4 separate regions of the Homo sapiens genome follow, and all the other regions are linked to region 3. Evidence: chromatin contacts called from ENCODE Hi-C data. All regions are on one chromosome and are shown on one strand. Each heading gives the region's core, a stretch centred on a gene start or an enhancer-like site at or near the end of the contact. The rest is flanking DNA. Distances are from core to core; before and after follow the strand shown. Region 1 holds the start of ZNF527 (zinc finger protein 527). Region 2 holds the start of ZNF540 (zinc finger protein 540). Region 3 holds the start of ZNF222 (zinc finger protein 222). Region 4 holds the start of ZNF569 (zinc finger protein 569).

Region 1 (3,289 bases), core at 209-2,708, 6.7 Mb after region 3:
AGGGTGCTGTGAGCCGAGATTGCACCACTGCACTCTAGCCTACAGGACAGAGCAAGACTCTGTCTCAAAAAAAAAAAAAAAAAAAAAAAGAAAAGAAAAGAAAAGAAAAGAAAGGGACAACTGTGGTTGACCTAGAATTCAGTATACATCACCCCCTAATTTCACCCCCTAATTCTGGACTACTTTGCACTAGGCAACTCAGTCCCTAGCAGTTATTTCCTTAGTGTAGTGCAGCTTGAAATTGTCCATAAAAACTGCAGCAGGGCGCAGCGCCTCACGCCTGTAATCCCAGCACTGTGGGAGGCTCTGGTGGGCGGATCATGAGGTCAGGAGTTGGAGACCAGCCTGGCCAAACATGGTGAAACCTCGTCTCTACTAAAAATACAAAAACTAGCTGGGCGTGGTGGTGCGCGCCTGTAATCCCAGCTACTTGGGAGGCTGAGGCAGGAGAATCACTTGAACCTGGGAGGCGGAGGTTGCAGTGAGCCGAGATCGCATCATTGCACTCCAGCCTGGGCAATAGAGTGAGACTCCATCTCAAGAGAAAAAAAAAAAAAAAAGCGAGACCTCTAGAGCTAAACTGCTTGGGTTTGAGTTCTGGTGCTGTCACTTGTTAACTGTGTGAACTTGGGTAATTCTAATATTTCTGTGCTTCATACATCAATCCCACAATCTCATATATACACACAAATTCTCACCCAATCACAAATGTATAGAGTCACACAAACACACCCATAATCTCACACAATACACAGCCACATAAGCACAAAGATAGATGGTAACATACAACTACACCAACAGAGATAAACAATCACACACAATCACACACAAAGTAGCATACCACAGAAGTCACACATCTTGTCACAATTACTGATACAAAACTATACCTGCGGAGACAGATGGTCATAGTCGCACAATCACACTTGCTGTCACACACATTCAAACGCAATTGTATCCGCAGAAACAGGTGGTCACATAACCACACACATGCATTTACACAAACACACAATGTCACACCCCAGTCTCTCATAAACACATACACAGCTACACCTGCAGAGACAGTCACACACAAACACACATATTCACAGTTTCACCCCCAGACACAGATGGTTACAGTCACACACAAGCGGGCGCACGCGCACAAACACACACACACAGTGACACAAGATCACATTCTGTCACACCCGCAGCCTGTCACATAGTTGGTAATACAGTGAAACACACACGGCCTCCCCAGCGACTCCTGCCGGGTTCCCATCCCTGGCGCGGCCGGGCCACCCGGAGCCCGCCCTTGACTTCCCGCTCCCGCCCGGGGCCCGGCCCCACTCACCTCCCGGCGCCGCGGGCTCTGCAAACGGGCCCCGCGACCGAGACCCGCGACGTCACCTCCCAGAATCCTCCGCGAGGAGGAGCGAGGCGAGGACTGAGGCATGCAGGACTCTGAGCTCTGCGAGATCTGAACCAGCGACACCGCGTTCCCCATGGACCCCGCGAACCACGAGCCCCAGAACGCTTTGCGCCACGGCCGTCATCGTTGAACTACATCTCCCAGAGAACCCCGCGGCCCCCTCCACTGCGCGCCTGCGCCACGGGGGCAGGTACCGGAGAGGGCTGTGTGCGGTCGTAGGCTCTCCAGTGACCTTGAGCTGCTGTGTTGGGGAAAGCGGCCAGGCTGCGCGCGGGGCTGACTGGTTGAATGCTTGGGTGTGGTGGTTCGTGTGTGACTGTTGCTGCACACCTTTATGCTTGCCGACGAAAGGAGCGGCGGATTTTGTCAGTGCAGGGAGCTTCTGTATTTTAAATCACGTCCCGTGATTGTGGGTAGCTGAATGTGAAAGTGATTGTGGATGAAAGAGACTGTGGCTGACATTGGGGGTGACCGTTTCTGTTACTGTGAGGATACCACTGATCCGATGTGTATCTGACTGTCTCCTGGTCTTACTGTTCCTTCACCCCCATCTCCTGCCATGGGCGGGGTCTGTGGTATCTTTTATTGAGGCAATCTCGGCGCTCACTGCAACCTCCGCCTCCCGGGTTCAAGCGATTCTCTTGCCTCAGCCTCCTGAGGAGCTGGGATTACAGGCACCTGCCACCACGCCCAGCTAATTTTTGTATTTTTAGTAGGGATGGGGTTTCACCATGTTGGCCAGGATGGTCTTCATCTCCTGAACTTGTGATCCACCTGCCTCGGCCTCCCCAAGTGCTGGGGTTACAGGCATGAGCCATCGCACCCGGCCTATTTTATTATTATTATTATTTCTCAATTGGTCAAAATAATATATTTAACATTTTAATATTATTAAACATACAAAAGGCCACACTTTGGCCCTCCTCTAGTCAAGCAGTTTCCTTCCTGGTGAAAGTCCATAGGCAGAAACATGCCTGCAAAGATCTCACAACCTTCTTTCAGACCATGCTCTGGGTATCCAAATCCCCAGGATTTCCTGTTCAAATGGACTCCAGCCTGCTTCCAGAGCCTGTATCTCCTCTGTGTCCAAAGACCCTTCCCTTGATCTGTCTTCCAAAGGTGGAATGTGCTGCCTATCCACAAAATGTGGCCAAATGAGAGCAATTTGGTAAGGCTAGACAGAGCTTAGATATGCAAGCTGGAGTGTCCACATGTGGGAATAGAAGACCTCTTACGATGTGGGACAAGGATGGCAGTGGGAACAGAAGGGGACTGGCTGGGGACCTCCATCTGTACTGTTGACCCAGGTCTCTACATGTCAATGACAGGCTCATTTATGTATAAACTATTTTGGAGACCAATGGTCTTATGATGATGGTGGTTTGAATTAGGGTCATCACTGGAAGAGGCAATGAGAAATTGTCAGATTGGGATACAGTTTGAGTGTAGAACTAACAGAAGTTGCTGATGCTTGGTTGTGAATATAGGGAAAGAGAGAAGTTCAATATAATGCCTAAATGTCTTGAGCCCCTGGAAAAATGGTAGTGTTATTTACTAAGATAGGGGAAAATGAGTATGTGGCAGTTATCTAGGATGGGGTGGGTGGTGAGGTATCATGTTAAGTCGCAGATGCTTGTTGGATTTCAAAAGAGTGATATCAAGTAGGCATTTAGATATATGTGTGTGGAGCTCAGTGAAATGTTGGTACTAGAGATACGAATTTGGGAATTTCAATTAAGATGCTTTTAATAGGAAGTTATACAGTTATATGCTCAACTGAAAGTAGCTTATACAGTAAAGATATTTATTTCCCCACTTAGCAAGAAGTTCAGTTGGCTTAGCAGGTGACCAATTGTAGCAAGAATCCTTCCTCCTGCTCTG
Region 2 (2,989 bases), core at 455-2,954, 6.4 Mb after region 3:
AGATACAAACATAAATTAGACTTCAATAAAGAACAGGTTAAATAAATTCTAGTGTATCCATATAATAGAAAATAAAGTAGCCATCAGAAATAATATAGATTGGGAGTCTGCAAACTTTTCCTGCAAAGAACCACATAATAAATATTTCAGGCTTTGTGGGCCAGCTGGAGGATCCCTTGAACCCAGGAGTTCGAGACTGCAGTGAGCTATAACTGCACCACTGCACTCCAGCCTGGGTGAGACAGTGAGAGCCTGTCTCTTTAAAACAAACAAATACAGTATCTGCAAAGTGCAATAAAATGATGCACAATAAAATGAGGTATGCCTACATTATCATTAATGTTGACGCGAATATCTTCAAACAAGAGGGAAGAAAGTGCATTTGTCTATAAAAGGGCAACACAACAGATCCTCGAGGTGATGGAAATGATCTATCTTGACTATCAATGTCAACATCCTGGTTGTCATATTATACTACAGTCCTGCAAGATGTTGTCATTGGAGAAGACTAAGTTGAAGATAACACACAATGTCTCTATTATTTCTTACAACCTCATATGAATCTACAATCATCTCAAATTTAAAAAAAAATTTAAGGAAGTTTTAAGAATTTCATTTTCAAATATTTGCTAGATGAATTAAGTTTTTACCCCCTTCAAATCTTGAAGGCAAATTAATGCTCCAGGTTGTACTGTTCAATAGGAAGACTATTAGCCATATATAGCTGTTTACATTTAGATTTATTAAAATTGAACACAATTTAAAAAATTCGTTCCTCAGTCAAACCAGCCACATTTCAATTTCTCAATAGCCATATGTAGCTAGTGGCTACTATATTGGAGAGCACAGATATAAAAAATGGAACTCAGTTTTGCAGAAATTCCTATTAAAAAGCATTGTTCCAAAGCGTTACACGACTGACACCCTCACTTTACAGGTGAGAAAACTGAAGCCAGGAGATATCACTATAATACAGCGCTGCACACAATCGTGCTCATTCTCACCATATTATGCTCACACACTTCTTTCCCCACATTCACTGCCACAGGCGAACTCTCAATGAATCATTCACTACATTTATATAATTTCATGGGAATCTATTTTAAATTCATGACCATGCAAAGAAAAATCAATTTCTTACAGGTTATAAGATACTCAGTCGCAGGCTGAATCTGATTAAACAGACATCAGTCACCCTCAAAGCTATAATCAAACCATTCCCAAGACCCTTCCGCACACAATACTAAATGCGCCACTAATAGCCTCAAGCATAATCTGACGCACATCACACAGGCATGGCCACTACCCACTCTGCACCCACAGAGGACACTCGGACACGCGCGCGCACAGACCCACACACACACGCACACACACACACATGGCCGCAAAGAATGCGTCACACTTCCGAACCCCGTTGAGCAGCAACCCGGTATCGTGGCCACTGCGTCACGGCCAGAGCTGTCAGAGAGAAATCCAGACCTTACCTGACAGCCTTTTGCAGCTCTTCTAGCCCGGGATGACATTCCCCTGAAGGCACCACGGCAAGACTCAACCTCTTTGTGTGAGATTCTCTGGAATTTCTGGGGCGTTACTTGAGTATAATGAAATAGGGTAGGCTCGGACCATAGTAGGGTAAGTCCCACAGTTCGAGCAAGGGAGCCTCAGGGATCGTTCTGTTCTGGAGCGCCGGACCCGATCTTAGCTGCTGGGCCTGCGCAGACACGATCCGGCCGGTTTCCAGTTGTAGACTACATTTCCCGAAGGCCCCCGCGTCGCTGCGCAACGTCGTACACTTACGCTGTTATGTCTTGACGCACGGAGCTTGTCTGCGCCGGCCAGGTGAGTGGGCGGCCTCACCGGGAACCGCTCGCAGCTTTTGGGTTGCTTCATCGAAAAAGTAGTTCTTGTATGGTGCTGGGAATACCGGTGTCCTGGCTGGGGCTCGGTGCTGACAGGAACGGGACGGTGCTCTGGCTAATTACTTATGGAAGTCGGCCTTGCGCTTGCGGAGGGGTGTCGGCACCGTCACTTTGGTTCTGGCAGTGGCGGGGGTGTGGTGCTGCTAGTTGTGTTCCTCCGCACCGAATTTATGAGTGTGCCCCTGGAGCCCCTGCCGCGGACAAAATCGGCACCATAACTTTGGGATAGGGAGGCTAGAAGGAGGCGGGTGTTACTAGTAGTGTTCCTCCGCCCTGGACGTGTGCGTGTGCGCTTGTGCGGCCGCGGGGTGGGCTCACCTGCCGCCTGTTAATGCTCCTAGCGCTTGGCCCCTCCCGGGCCGCAGTACTCCTCGTGTGACACGGACATCATTAAGCCAGCTGAGAATCGTGCGGTTACAGCTGCTGCAGTTTCTTTGCAGAGTAAGAGGCTCTTTTTGAAGTTTCCCTGATGGTGAGGCTTTACCCCTGGAAGTGTCTTAGGAAGAAGACCACTGTTAAAGATGTCCTATTCTAGCTTGACAGCCCTGTGGGGAAGACTAATCCCTTTCTAGAGGTTGGTGTTATCCTAAATTGTTTCGTCTGCTCCGAGAGCTCTGATGTTCTATGATGCTTATTTCTTTTCTCGGTTCTGCGTTTTCCAAGAGAGGCACCCAGAGGAAAAGAATATCGCACTTCTGAAAGTCTTGTGTGAAGTTCCTGTTTTCTTTCTAACCTCAAATTTCTTCCTTTCCGAAACGTTTTCTACCTCCAGCAACATCTTCCTAAGGAAGAACCAGCCATGCTAGTGACTGGTCCTTAGGCACCCCATAAATGATGCTGCGGGGATGGGATCATCAGTTTAGCTCTACTCCCCAGCCACACTACACCTCTCCTTTCCACCCAATGATACAGCAGTCCTTTCTGGTCTAAGATTTTTTTGTTTGTTTGTTTGCTTTTTGAGACGGATTCTCGCTGTGTCGCCCTGGCTGGAGTGCGGTGGTGCGGTCTCGGCTCACTGCAAGCTCCGCCTTCCGGGTTCACGCCATTCTCCTGCCTAAGCCTCCCGAGTA
Region 3 (3,058 bases), core at 534-3,033:
GCCCGTCCTCACCCACTGAGAGCAGGTTCCTGAAGTTCTCAAGCATCACATCTCGGTACAGCTTCCTCTGGGCAGGGTCCAGCAGCCCCAGCTCCTCCTCAGTGAAGATCACAGCCACATCCTTGAAGGTCACTGCCTCCTACAACATCAAGCAGATGTCACCTCAATCTTACGGCCAAAGACTATTGGGAGACAGCAGCATTGCACTGGCACAAGGGACAAGTGTAAAGTTGTTTTGGATCTTGAGAGACATAGGTCAGCTTATAGATTTCCTACTTATTCTGTTTGTGTCCTGACAATGACTGATTAGGCAATAGGGGTTTGGAATGGAGACTGCACACACCAGTCAACAGGGTGTGTCCTGAATAAATAGTGGGTAAAGGACATTTACTGAGATGCTATCTCTAACTCCACTTCAGGAAAGCTTGCTGCAGAGTTAGAGTGATATAGTCCAAATGCTCTGTTTGAGTCGCGGGCCCTTTGACGAAAATGAGACTGAGGCAGGAGAATCACTTGAACCCGAGAGGCGGAGGTTACAGTGAGCCAAGATTGCACCACTGCACTCCAGCCTAAGCAACAAGAGCGAAACTCTGTAAAAAAAAAAATATATATATATATAGAGAGAGAGAGAGAAAGAAAATAGTAGATAAGGTTAAAAAAATTAAAAAGCAAAAAGCAAACAAACAAAAACTCCTATAGAAGTCCAAGCCCCTGAGCCTTGCCTCAAGGTGCCTTCAATCAAGTCCTAACTTACGTTCTCCACCTGTTCCCAGCTAGTACCTCTGCCTCAATGAGAATTGCATTCAAGAGATGATCAACTCAGGCTCTAACCTGGACTGCCTAGGTTTCAACTCCTGCTCCACCTGTGTCTCACGCCCATCTTTAAAATGAAAAAAGCAGCACCTCTCCACAGTGCCACTGTGAAGATCATGTATTTTGGGGTATAAAGTACTTGGAATAAAGTTACCAATTAAGGCTTAATCATTATCGACACCCATGCCCGAGGGACAAATCCTACACACTCTCGGTTGAGGTAAGCATCTCTGTCAAAGAAAAAAAGCCAAGGATCACTCACGTAGAGCTTTGCCATCAGTAGCCAAGAAGTCCCTTCCTGCAGCTCTTTTAGAAAGGTCGGGCTGGGGAAAAAGAAAGCTGTGAAACACCCTGACCGTTTTGCCGTCCCCCATAAAAGTTAAATGCTCCCCTCACTTTCCTAAAAAGAGGTCAGAAGGCGTCAGGGATCATCCAGCGTCCTGCAGGGATCAGGCAGAAGGGCCGGCGCCCCTGCAGCTGGAGCTCTGACCCCACCAGAGGACCTGACAGGCTTCGTGGGAAATTAACAAGAGACCACCAGACACCGAGTGACAGGGACTGCTTTTAAGGCTCTCATTTGTGTTACCTCTTTCAGGTCCCAAAATGAATCCATTAGGATGGTCCGAAAAGTCCCGTTACAAAACAAACAAACAAACGAACCAGCAATGGAAGATAAACGGACATTAAGTGACACTCCACACCACACTGAAAGGGGCTGCACACGTAGGGAGGAGGGAGGCGGACTAAGCGAGGTCAAAGTAGGGCACACCGGGCCGCGCCAATCCCACTCCCTGAGACCCTAGCAGAGCCCCCCGACGCCAGAAGGCTCAGCTGACTGGAACGGCAATCCCCGCCCGCGCCCCTCCAAACCTCTGCTCTCCGCCCAGGCTTCTTTTCTCCTGAATCGATCATTGGGTGGTTGCGAGCCCCAAGGAAAGGAGACTCGTTCGGAAGGACTCGCAAGATGTGGAAATGACTCAAACTACTGTGGTAAATGAAATAGCAACGTCACAGTTGGGGACCGGAAGTGCTCGAGCCTCCACAGAGCGTGTGGACTCCACTTCCCAGAATTCCCCGGACTCGCCCGTGTGAGACAAAGGGCCCGCGACTCAAACAGAGCATTTGGACTATATCACTCTAACTCTGCAGCAAGCTTTCCTGAAGTGGAGTTGGAGATAGCATTTCAGTAAATGTCCTTTACCCACTGCTTATTCGGGACACACCCTGTTGACTGGTGCGTGCAGTCTCCATTCCAAACCACTATTGCCATTCCTATCGCTTCCATAAAGCCTAAGAAATCAAATATTTTCTTTCTCTGCCTTCATCTAGCTAGAAATTTTCATGGGACACAATTTTGGGAAGTGAGACATTAGGAGAAGTGAGCTGTCCTCTCCTGACAAGAAATGTGCTTGGCAGGCTGTGAGTACACGAGGAGTTGAAAGAGTAAAAAGGTGATCGTCTCAGTGGACTGTAGGTATTGGCGAGGTTCTAATATTACTGATGCTAGCATGCTGGTGGGACCAAGGTGGAAATACAAGTCAAAGTTGTTGGAGAGTAGTGCTGCAAATTATTATGGAGGAATATTTGCTAGAAAATGACGAGGTCTAAAATATGACCATGGGAGAGAGTGTCCCTTGATATTTCACATGAATCTCAGGTGGATTTTTTCATTTCTGAGAAAAATGTTACTGTGATTAAGGATTGCATTGAATCTATAGATATAGGTATTGACAGCCTTGCAATATCAAGTCGCCCAATCCATTAATAATGGATATATCTCCATTTATTTGCGCCTTCTTTAATTTTTTTTTTTTTTTTTTTGAGACAGAGTCTCACTCTGTCGCCCAAGCTGGAGTGCAGTGGCACAATCTTGGCTCACTGCAACCTCCGCCTCCTGAGTTCAAGCGATTCTCCTGCCTCAGCCTCCCAAGTAGCTGGGATTACAGGCACGTACCACCATACCTGGCCAATTTTTGTATTTTTAGTGAAGACAGGGGTTTCACCAGGTTGGCCAGGCTGATCTCGAACTCCTGGCCTCAAGTTATTCGCCTGCCTGGGCCTCACAAAGTGCTGGGATTACAGGCATAAGCCACCATGCCTGGGGTGCCTTCTTTAATTTTCTTTAGTAAGATGTTGCAAAATTCAGTGTCCAAGTGTTTCTTGTCATTGGTTAAGACAGTTCCTAAGTAATTTATTTATTTAATGCTATTGCAAAGGGAACTATTTTCCTTTTCAGATTAATTGT
Region 4 (3,234 bases), core at 571-3,070, 6.6 Mb after region 3:
GTCGCGGCGTCGCAGTGTCTGGCAGCAGCGGTGCAGCTCCGCGCAGGGTTTGTAACACGGCCTCCTCCCCACCAGGTCCTCCCACACTGGCCTCTCCCCGGCCTTCCAGAGAGCCCGAAAGTCCGGATTCCCTGCAGCTCCGAGCCTGGCCCGGTCACAGGGACGGGGCCCAGCGTCACACTACACGGGCTGGTGTGGAAGTGCGCAGGCACAAGCGCTCTGCGCGCCTCCCTTAGCAACCAGGGCGGGGAGTTGAGAATCGCAGGTTGGCCGCAGGGAAAAGGTTTGTGCGTGGGAACGCGCTAGTGGCGCGTCTACTCAAAATGGGTGGGAGGCGAATTCCTAGAATTGTGCTGGATACCCGAAAAAAATTGGGAGGGGAGCGGGGTGGGGGGGATGCAGGGTGGTAAACTGCGCAAGCGCACTACACTCCTGGCAGTCTCCCACCCGCTACCCTCAGCCTGGCACGGTGGCTCACGCCTGTAATCCCAGCACTTTGGAAGGCCAAGGTGGGCAGATCACGAGGTCAGGAGTTCGAGACCAGCCTGACCAACATGGTGAAACCCCGTCTCTACTAAAAATACAAAAAAATTAGCCGGGCGTGGTGGCACGCGCCTTAAGTCCCAGCTACTCAGGAGGCTGAGGCAGAAAAATTGCCTGAACCTGGGAGGCGAAAGGAGGCGGAGGTTGCAGTGAGCCGAGATCGCGCCACTGCACTCCAGCCTGAGCGACAGAGCAAGACTCCGTCTTAAAAAACAAACAAACAAAAACCTCGTGACCTCAAATGATCCGTGCGCTTTGCCCACCCAAAGTGCTGGGATCACAGGCGTGAGCCACCGCGTCCGGCCTATTATCTCTTTATTAAAGGTATTAAGACCGGCCCCGTGCGGCTCATGCCTGTAATCCTAGCACTTTTTGAGGCCCAGGCGGGAGGATCGCTTGAGCTCAGGAGTTCGAGAGCAGCCTGGGCAACATAGCGAGACCTTATCTCTACTAACAAACAAACAAAAATCAGCCGGGCGGAGTGTCCCTTGATTGTGGTCCCAGTTACTCGGAAGGCCGAGGCAGAGAATCGCTTGAGCCCGGGAGTTCGAGGCTGCAGTGAGCCAACATCGCGCCGCTGCACTCTCCAGCCTGGGCAACAAAGTGAGGCTCTGCCTCAAAAAAAACAAAACAAACAAAAAAAAAAAAACACGAAAGGCATAGAGAAGTTAAGTACCTAGTCTGAGATGACACAGCTAGTAAGGCCAAGTCTGTTTAGAAGTCAGGCGGTCTGGCCACACTACTTTTCGCTCACGATCCCGGGTCATGAAATCCAATAACACTGTCACACTCACAATCGAGAAGTCCAGAAAGAACAAATACATGCACATTGTCTCTGACAAAACTGCAAGGTCAGAATCAAACAGCCACGAGAATATAAAACGCGACCATGGTCACACAAAAGGTCGCATATTCGCACGACCTCAGATGTCACTGGACAGGGTCTCTCGCCCTGGAAACCCCACTCCAAATTCCATGGCCGAAGTTTCACACATACAGTCACACTACGTCACTCCTCCCTCTTCTAGCCGCTGTCAGGACCTTAAGGCTCCAGCTGACCCGGCCTTCACTGGCCCTGGAGCTCTCACCACCTTCACCCCGCTGTATTCTAGCCTCAGGTAGAGACCCAAAAAGACGGAACTAAACACACTGAGCCGGGCTTCCTTCACGGACCTTGCGAACCTGCAGCTCCAGCCGACTGTAAGAAGGAAGTGCCTTTTTGCAGGTGGGGTCGGGGAAGTAGGGCCGCGAAGGCCTCTGGGAAATGTAGTTCGGCGCAGGAAGCAGCGGAACGATTCGATTCTTCTCAGCACCAAGTTGCGCTCCCAATCTCTCAGAGCTGGGCTCGCGGGAGGCCGCTCGTGCAAAACCTAGGCTGAGCTCCCCTGCGCGGAGCTGTGAGCCCTGGAACACCGTGGTCTGCTTCTCAGGACGCGCAAACAGTGAAGCCAGTCCCGCCCGGGTGAGCCGCGGGGGCCTCTGGGAAGCGTCGCCCCTGGTGTAACGGACCGAGACTTGTGGCGCTCTCAGCCACCGACAGCGCCGGCCTCAGTGCCGCCTCTGTCCCAGCCCGCGCCGGCTCTGCCACTTTGGCAGCGTTAAGTGTGGAATCGGGGCCTGTGTCCGCGGGCTTGGTGGTGAGTCCTCGGGAAACCGCTAGCTCTGAGCGCCGGACTCTTTGTGCTGGGTGGGAGTGGGGGCCCGCGGTCCTGGTGCCCCAATCTTTGGAGGAGGACGCCGGGCGGGGCGATGCCTGTGCTTGTGGTTCCCTGAGGCAGTGGGAGTGGCGTGTGAAGGACTGTGAGAGTCTGGCGTGAAGTGACTGTCATTTGCCAGACATTCGTCTGGCTGAGTGTGGCCCCGGGATCGTGTCCGTAAGCGGATTTCGTGGAGGCGCTTTCCCTTTTATCTTTCAGTATGAACCTGCGTGCAAACGTGCATGACAGTGGGATCTTGAATGAATGAAAAACTGTGGATACAAGGTAGGGTGTGCTTGTGGGTGTAGATGTGTGAGACTTGGCGTTTGTGCCAGCGCTGCATGTCTTTAGCTTTGGTCATTGGAAATACGTTGTTTTTTTGTTTTTGTTTTTGAGATGGAGTTTCGCTCTCGTTGCCCAGGCTGCTGGAGGGCAATGGCGCGATCTTGGCTCACCGCAACCTCCGCCTCCTGGGAAGAAGCAATTCTCCTCCCTCAGCCTCCCGAGTAGCTGGGATTACAGGCGCACCACCACGCCTGGCTAATTTTGTATTTTTAGTAGAGACGGGGTTTCTCCATGTGGGTCAGGCTGGTCTCGAACAACTGACCGCAGGTGATCCACCCGCCTCGTTCTCCCAAAGTGCTGAGATTACAGTCGTAAGCCACCGCGCCCGGCCGGAAATATGTTTTTATATGAAACATCGATATCCCCAACACTTTAATATTTATTTATTTTTAATTTTATTTTCGTGTATTAGCTACGTTGTTTTGTGTACTTACTAAACTCATTCTCCTCCTTCCCTACTCCACCCCATTTGGGGAGTGGAGTGGGGTGGAGAAAAATACAGAAAAGCTCGAAGAACAAAAATCATTCATAGTTCTACAGGCCATGCAACTACTGTCAAAATTTACTTTCCATCTTTTCACCCCCGCCTTTGTGTATACATACGTATACATTCATATGTTCTATATGTGTGCATAATGGCTTCAAAATT

Evidence for each region. Hi-C counts contacts between places; a loop is a spot of excess contacts on that map. Pooled maps may share reads with other maps.
Region 1: a pooled map shows a loop between it and region 3 (14-fold over the local background). The contact joins the promoter of ZNF527 here to the promoter of ZNF222 in region 3. A Hi-C loop is called at or near these places in 3 of 50 pooled maps.
Region 2: a loop to region 3 is called in a pooled map, with 14 times the contacts of the local background. The contact joins the promoter of ZNF540 here to the promoter of ZNF222 in region 3. A Hi-C loop is called at or near these places in 2 of 50 pooled maps.
Region 4: a loop to region 3 is called in a pooled map, with 6 times the contacts of the local background. The contact joins the promoter of ZNF569 here to the promoter of ZNF222 in region 3. A Hi-C loop is called at or near these places in 2 of 50 pooled maps.

The regions. Positions count from the first base shown.
Region 1 is chr19:37,369,268-37,372,556 of GRCh38, reverse strand. It overlaps ZNF527 (zinc finger protein 527), which reads right to left and starts at 1,458. Exons shown (of 5, transcript NM_032453.2): 1 at 1,331-1,458. RefSeq lists a silencer at 1,059-1,368 and enhancers at 1,399-1,708, 1,879-1,928, 1,949-2,088.
Region 2 is chr19:37,593,591-37,596,579 of GRCh38, reverse strand. ZNF540 (zinc finger protein 540) reads right to left here and starts at 1,704. Exons shown (of 5, transcript NM_001172225.3): 1 at 1,485-1,704. ZNF571 (zinc finger protein 571) reads left to right here and starts at 1,788. Exons shown (of 4, transcript NM_016536.5): 1 at 1,788-1,839. RefSeq lists enhancers at 1,227-1,276, 1,507-1,626, 1,667-1,866, 1,463-2,145, 2,097-2,146 and 2 more.
Region 3 is chr19:44,024,104-44,027,161 of GRCh38, reverse strand. ZNF222 (zinc finger protein 222) reads right to left here and starts at 1,783. Exons shown (of 4, transcript NM_001129996.2): 1 at 1,684-1,783; 2 at 13-139. The coding sequence starts at 1,725. ZNF222-DT (ZNF222 divergent transcript) reads left to right here and starts at 1,880. Exons shown (of 3, transcript NR_184028.1): 1 at 1,880-2,047; 2 at 2,143-2,264. RefSeq lists enhancers at 1,488-1,537, 1,768-1,817.
Region 4 is chr19:37,466,030-37,469,263 of GRCh38, reverse strand. It overlaps ZNF569 (zinc finger protein 569), which reads left to right and starts at 1,820. Exons shown (of 6, transcript NM_152484.3): 1 at 1,820-2,180. It also overlaps a transcript of ZNF570 not described here. RefSeq lists enhancers at 1-233, 1,950-1,999.